Linked DNA regions of Mus musculus: region 1 is linked to region 2. A link is a loop called in an ENCODE intact Hi-C map of the cell type or tissue named here. Cell type or tissue: left cerebral cortex. All regions are shown on one strand. Each heading gives the region's core, and the rest is flanking DNA. Links, peaks and the distances in the headings are about the cores only. Region 1 has its middle 45 kb from the start of Nnmt. Region 2 holds the start of Rbm7 (RNA binding motif protein 7).

Region 1 (2,914 bases), core at 290-2,789, 64 kb after region 2:
AAATTAATATTTTCAAATCATTCTCCCCAACCCCTGGTATTTTTCTCCTCAACTGTGTGGTGGTGGTGGTGGTGGTGGGGTGTGTATGTGTGTGTTTTGAGGGAATTGGTTTTCTACTTTCATTATGTGGGTCCCAGGGACTGGACTCAGGATATCAGTCTTGGCAGCAGGCATGTCTTTAGTCATGAGGCCGTCTTGCTAGCCCAAGACATAAGTTCTTTTTAGCTGGAGTTGCCATTTGGAGAGACCAAAGCACATCATCAGTAGGCAGCCTTAATCAGATGGCTTACTTTTGACAGAGGAAGAAAAAGACATAGGAACTCTACGCATGCGCACTGGTCCTTCACAGGAGGTGCACCTGTCAGCTCCTAGAGGCAAGCAGACAATAAGCACATCTCCAGAACTAGACAGGGTTGGACTTCCCCTACACTTTTGCCTCTTTACCTCTAAGTCTCGTCCTGTAAGGTCAGAGAAAGGAAAAGAGGAAGTGATTCTCTCCAGAGGAAGTGTGCTGATCTGAACACGAGACACCCAGTTCCTCAATTCAGCATCCTGATTACAATGACTGTCCTTCCCTCCCTCACACAGTGGGACTTTTTTGTTGTTATTATTGTTTATAAATCAATAGGCCTCTGACCCAATTATTTGGGAACTATCTGGATTAGAAAATATTGCGACCTTTAAATTTCATACTATAAATTGGCCTCTGACCCAATTATTTGGGAGCTCTCTGGATTAGAAAATATTGCCACCTTTAGATTTCATACTATAAATTTTAACAGGGATGTTTTACTTTATTTAATTACTTAATTATTTATTTTACATCACGATCGCAGCCCCCCTCCTCTTGGTCCCCACCTCGCACAGTCCCCCAACCCCTTCCCTCCTCCCCTGAGAAGGGGGAGGCTCCTCCTGGGTATCACCCCACTCTGGCACATCAAGTTTCTGCGGGACTAGACGCATCCTCTCCCATTGAGCCCAGACAAGGCTGCTCAGTTAGAGGACATGATTCCACAGATAGGCAACAGATTTAGGGACAATCCCCCGCTACTCTCCAGTTGTTGGGGGACGCACAGGAAGACCATATGAAGACTGAGCTGCACATCTGCTACATACGTTTCTTGGCAGGTGGTGAGGGGAGTGGACCATGCAAAACAGAAAGAAACTGGGGATACTTTTCTTGGACAGTTTCTTTAATTATAGAAAGAGACATTTATTTATTTGGGGCTAGGTGATGGGAAGACACATGGGCCACAGCAAGCATATGGAGGTCAGAGGACAATGTATGTCTCAGGGATTAAATCCAGGCCATCAGCCTTGGTGGGACCATTCTTCACCTGCTGAGCCATCTCTCTGGCCTCTGAGATTTGTGAGACAGAGGGAAGTCTTCATGAAGGCTGACTCCACACTCAGGTCTAGAAATGAGCAACTGGCACAGCCCTCCTACTTGTGGCTGATGAAGGAAAAGCACAGGACCCACGAATGTAGATGACAAACATGTTTTCTCAGGATTCTGGAAGAGAGTGTCCTTATTCTTCCTTACAAACCAATCTAGGGACCTTTCATCTTCAGTAGGTGAAAGTGTGCCTGATTACCGAAAGCTACTGGCAGCCATCTTGTGGCCACTTGGGGAAAGACATCTCCAAGGCAGAGGGAGAAAGCAACCATACTTTACCTTCTCTAGAAACATAAATATTTGGAATTATATAGGATATAGCCTTTTCCGATTAGTGTCTTCAATTTAGTAATTTATATATGGTGTGTGTGTGTGTGTGTGTGTGTGTGTGTGTGTGTGTGTGTGTGTGTTTGTGTGTGTGTGTGTGGTTGTGTGTGGTTTGTGTGTTGGGGGTGTGTATTAAACACCAGGTCTCAAACGTGCTAAGCAAGTGCTTTACCTGTAATCTACACCCAAAAACAGTAGTATATGTTTTAGTTTTCCCCCATTACCCAGAAATACTAAAATGTCTTTATCTAGTGATCTACTGAGGAATACCCTGGTTACTTCCAAGTGTAGGAAATGATAAAAAAAAAAAAGTGCCATAAACACCCATGTGCAGAATTTTATATGGATACTCGTTTTCCTCATGGGGTAAAGGCCAGAGTGCAGTTGCTGGCACTACTCACCTGCTAAGAGTAGTTGTAGCTTGCTGATTCTCTTGTAAATGACTTGGCCCTCTCATGCCTGCCAGCTCCGACAGAGAATGCTCACTGCCATCCATCCACCTTGTATGCCAGTGGGGTCCTAGGTTCTGGATTTGGGCTCTGCTCACTGCTGTTCTAGTTTTCATTTCCCAATGACATAGTGTGGAGCATCCTTTCTAGTTATTTGCTGTCATCTGTGCTCTTTGAGGATCGACAGCTTAAGCCCCTTGGCTCATTTTTAATTGGGTTGCTTCTTCTTGTTGAGTTCTAAGGGTCCCCCATTGTAGGGTGCAGCTCTGATGCTAAAGTCCTATTCCCCAATCTGTTCTTGATTTATCAGTAAAGAAAGCCATGGGCCAGTTGCTGGGCAGAAGGTATAGGCAGGACTTCCAGGCCCCTGGATACACAAGAAAGGAGAATGGAGTTTGCCATGCTTTGGAGAGAGAAGAACAAAGAGCCATGTGAGATCTCGAAATGAATGGAGTGGTCACACAGGTTGCTCCCGTCATCGGTGCGTTCTATGTCACTTCCGTCAAGGCAAATTCAAGGTCACCCAGACTTCCTCTTGTGTTGCATTGTAGTTTTACATTTGCTCTGAGATCTACTTCAGGTTACATTTAGAAAGAGCCAAGGAATTGTATCACGACTGCTTTCTTCACATTTGGATGCCTACGTGGTATTCACACTGTAGTGTGAACAAGGCTAGTTTCTCGCCATTAAGTAAGATATTAATCTGTAGGGTTTTTATAGACAGGATCAAGTTAAAGACCTT
Region 2 (2,883 bases), core at 1-2,500:
TTTAAAACACTTTAACGTCTGCAATTTCACACGGAAGTTAAGCGGATAGACTCGGAAACACATCCTGCACGATGCGGCAAAGGCCAATGAACTCAAATGGGAAGGCACGGTACACAGGAAAGAGGAAAGCAAGTACTGAGGTTCCACCTCGGATCCCTGGACTTTTCCAAGGTGGAGACGCAGATGTCCCCATCATCCGACGTCACTTTCGGCCCGAACGCCGCGGAATTCCGGCTCGGCGCGCTCCGCTCCTTGGCCCGGCCTGTGAATGCCACAGCCGCCCTAGGACCGTGCCCGCCCCTTACCTGGTGGAACAGCTCGAAGAGGAGCTCCTCTGTCACCTTCGTCTCCAGGTTACCCACGAACAGAGTGCGGTCGGCCTCTGCGGCCGCCGCCCCCATCTCCGCGCTGTTCCAGTCCCAGGCCTAGGCTGCCTGCTCAGGGCCGACCGACCCTACTGCGCACCCTCAGAAACACTCACGTCCTCCCGTTCAGACGTCACGACGTAAAGGCCCGCCGTGCGCGAGCGCAGACGAGCTACGCACGCGCGCGGGACAAGCGCCCGTTTCCGGCGGCTGCTCCTTCCGCCGTTGCGTGAAAAATGGCTACTGGGGTTGGTAACGGTTGCGTCTGACGCGGGCTGGAGTGACCTGCGGCGCCGCCGAGGGCCCAGTTTGATCGACATACGTCTAGCAAACACTGCAGGCGGTGTTTGAAGATGGCCCAGAACTCGGTGTCGCTGTCCGCCGGCGATCAAGCCAACAGGATGGCCCACCGATCCTCCCAAGGAGATCTCAACCCGTCGGCCATGGCTTGGGCAATGGTCTCCGGAGATAGCTTCCTGGTTACTAGGCTGGATCCGAATCAGCCGGGACCTCGGCCACCAGCGCGACCCAGCGTTCGGGCCGACAGACGTCGAGTCCCTGTCGGTGGCCGCAGCCGGAGCCGAAGCCGCCAAGGCAGATTCTCGCCTTACCCGATCCCAGGCGTCAAGCTCGACCTCTTAAGAAGTGTGCTGCAGCAGCGTCTGGTTGCACTGGGAACTGCTCTCGCAACCCGAATCTCAGCGTAGAACGAATGCCTCCCCTCACTTAGCTTACAAACAAGGCCTCTCCAAAAATCATGTCTTGGTGTGACGGCAGTTTTATTCTTACGCATTTTCACCGATGTGGGCGGTTAATATAGGCTACCAAAGAAAAGTTTAGCCGGGCATAGTGACACACATTTTTAATCTCAAGACTCGGAAAGCAGGCTCTGAGTTACAGGCTAGCCGTTTGTTACATAGTCGAGGGGCTTAATATCCATCCATGTGGGGCCAAGAAGAGGCCAGGAGGGCTTTTCTTAAGTAGTCACAAAGCTAGGTGACTAGTTGTGAATGATGTAGAGTCTTATAGTGCAGACTTGCCGTGTATTAAGGATGGTCTTGAACTCCCCCTTGCCTGGGCCTCCCAGGTGCTGGTGTTTACAGGCGCGAGCCATACACCAGGCTTGAGTAAGCTGCTCAGTATGGAATCCAGCTGTGTCTGAGTTCTACAATCCTCCCTGATTCTCTGGGGCTTCTAATTTAAGCCTCTCTACCCGTGACTACCCTTGAATTCATGTTGAGGAAAAATGTCCTTTATCACATTGCCATTCCCCACCACCTAACTACACCCCCCTTCTGTTTTGTTTTGTTTTGTTTTAGAAATATCTATAGACTCCCAATCTTTGGGGGTGGAGTGTCTCATTTTGTACCTCTGACTATCTTGAAGTTGACAGACATGACTGCCTCTGCCTCCCAAGTGCTGGGATTAAAGGCATGCTCCACCAGGTCTGGTCAGACTCCAATTTTTTTTTTTTTTTAAAGATTTATTTATTATATGTGAGTACACAGTAGCTGACTTCAGACACACCAGAAGAGGGCACCAGATCCTATTACAGATGGTTGTGAGCCACCATGTGGTTGCTGGGAATTGAACTTAGGACCTTCAGAAGAGCAGTCAGTGCTCTTACTCACTGAGCCATCTCACCAGCCCCCAGACTCCAATCTTAAACATACTAAAAACAAGTACTTTTCCAAGTTAAGCCAAATGTACAGCATACTTTTCCAAAGACTTCAAATGAACATTTGCATGGGCCATATTATTTAATCAACTCCCAACTTTATTAGTGTGAATCTACTGTCACAAAATATGCTGGTGGGACCTAAGTCAATCACTGTCACTTGACATTTGTTTTCTGCTCACTGTGATCACTTGGTATCTTTTGTTTTTATCAATCTTAGAATGATTTTATACTGAAATGCCCTTGCTGTGTTGCCCAGGTTGCTCTAGAACTGGAAATCCTGCGTAAGGGTCCCCAGTGATAGGTGTGTACCCAACAGCAGGTGAACTTCATACATCAAGAGCCAGAAGTGCATTCTGGATGGAGAAGCTAATAGGTAACAGCCACACTAGACCTTATTAGGGAGAGTAATGCCACTCTTTATTAAGCGGTAAAGATGGCTTCCCATGTTAACTGTGTTCTGGTTCTCTTAAGTGGCTGATCATTCCTATGCTATTTTCCCTTAACCATGTATTCCCCTAAGTGGTATTGGGAGGAAGTTTGTGGATTTTTGTTTTGTTTTCAGACCCTTGTCTCCTTGGACTTACTTAAAATGAGATAAAGCAGACTGCCACATGCTGCACTGGGATTTTTAGAACCACATCTGCAGAGGAAAATGTAGTGGACATATAGAAGACTGGAAATTGTGACAAAGGGAAGATACTGGCAATATTAGCTACTTTTAATTGAGTGTGGCATTGTGCTAGAGGGTGTTGCTCAGTAGGGTGAGCTGATTGAATTCTGTGCTTGCTGTTGCCTGGATCAGGCACTTAGAATTAAGTAGTGTACAAGGTAGATAGG

What was found. Peaks named below come from ENCODE experiments on the same cell type or tissue, not always from the same donor. Only the 100,000 strongest peaks of a DNase experiment are listed, where the experiment ranks them.
Region 1: a loop joins it to region 2, with 2.2 times the contacts of the local background. A loop is called at or near these places in 4 of 42 quality-filtered maps.

Annotation. Positions count from the first base shown.
Region 1 is chr9:48,558,390-48,561,303 of GRCm38, forward strand. It overlaps a transcript of Nnmt not described here. Among named protein-coding and RNA genes, the nearest start is that of Nnmt, 45 kb to the right of the region's middle. In left cerebral cortex, for the core only: a CTCF peak has its summit at 1,621 (motif pointing left); DNase peaks (open chromatin) are centred at 440 and 1,598.
Region 2 is chr9:48,494,850-48,497,732 of GRCm38, forward strand. It overlaps Rbm7 (RNA binding motif protein 7), which reads right to left and starts at 481. Exons shown (of 5, transcript NM_144948.5): 1 at 306-481. The coding sequence starts at 401. It overlaps Gm5617 (predicted gene 5617), which reads left to right and starts at 494. Exons shown (of 1, transcript NM_001004191.3): 1 at 494-1,126. The coding sequence starts at 719. The coding sequence ends at 1,072. In left cerebral cortex, for the core only: a CTCF peak has its summit at 996; a DNase peak (open chromatin) is centred at 529; H3K4me3 peaks cover 1,488 bases; H3K27ac peaks cover 1,186 bases.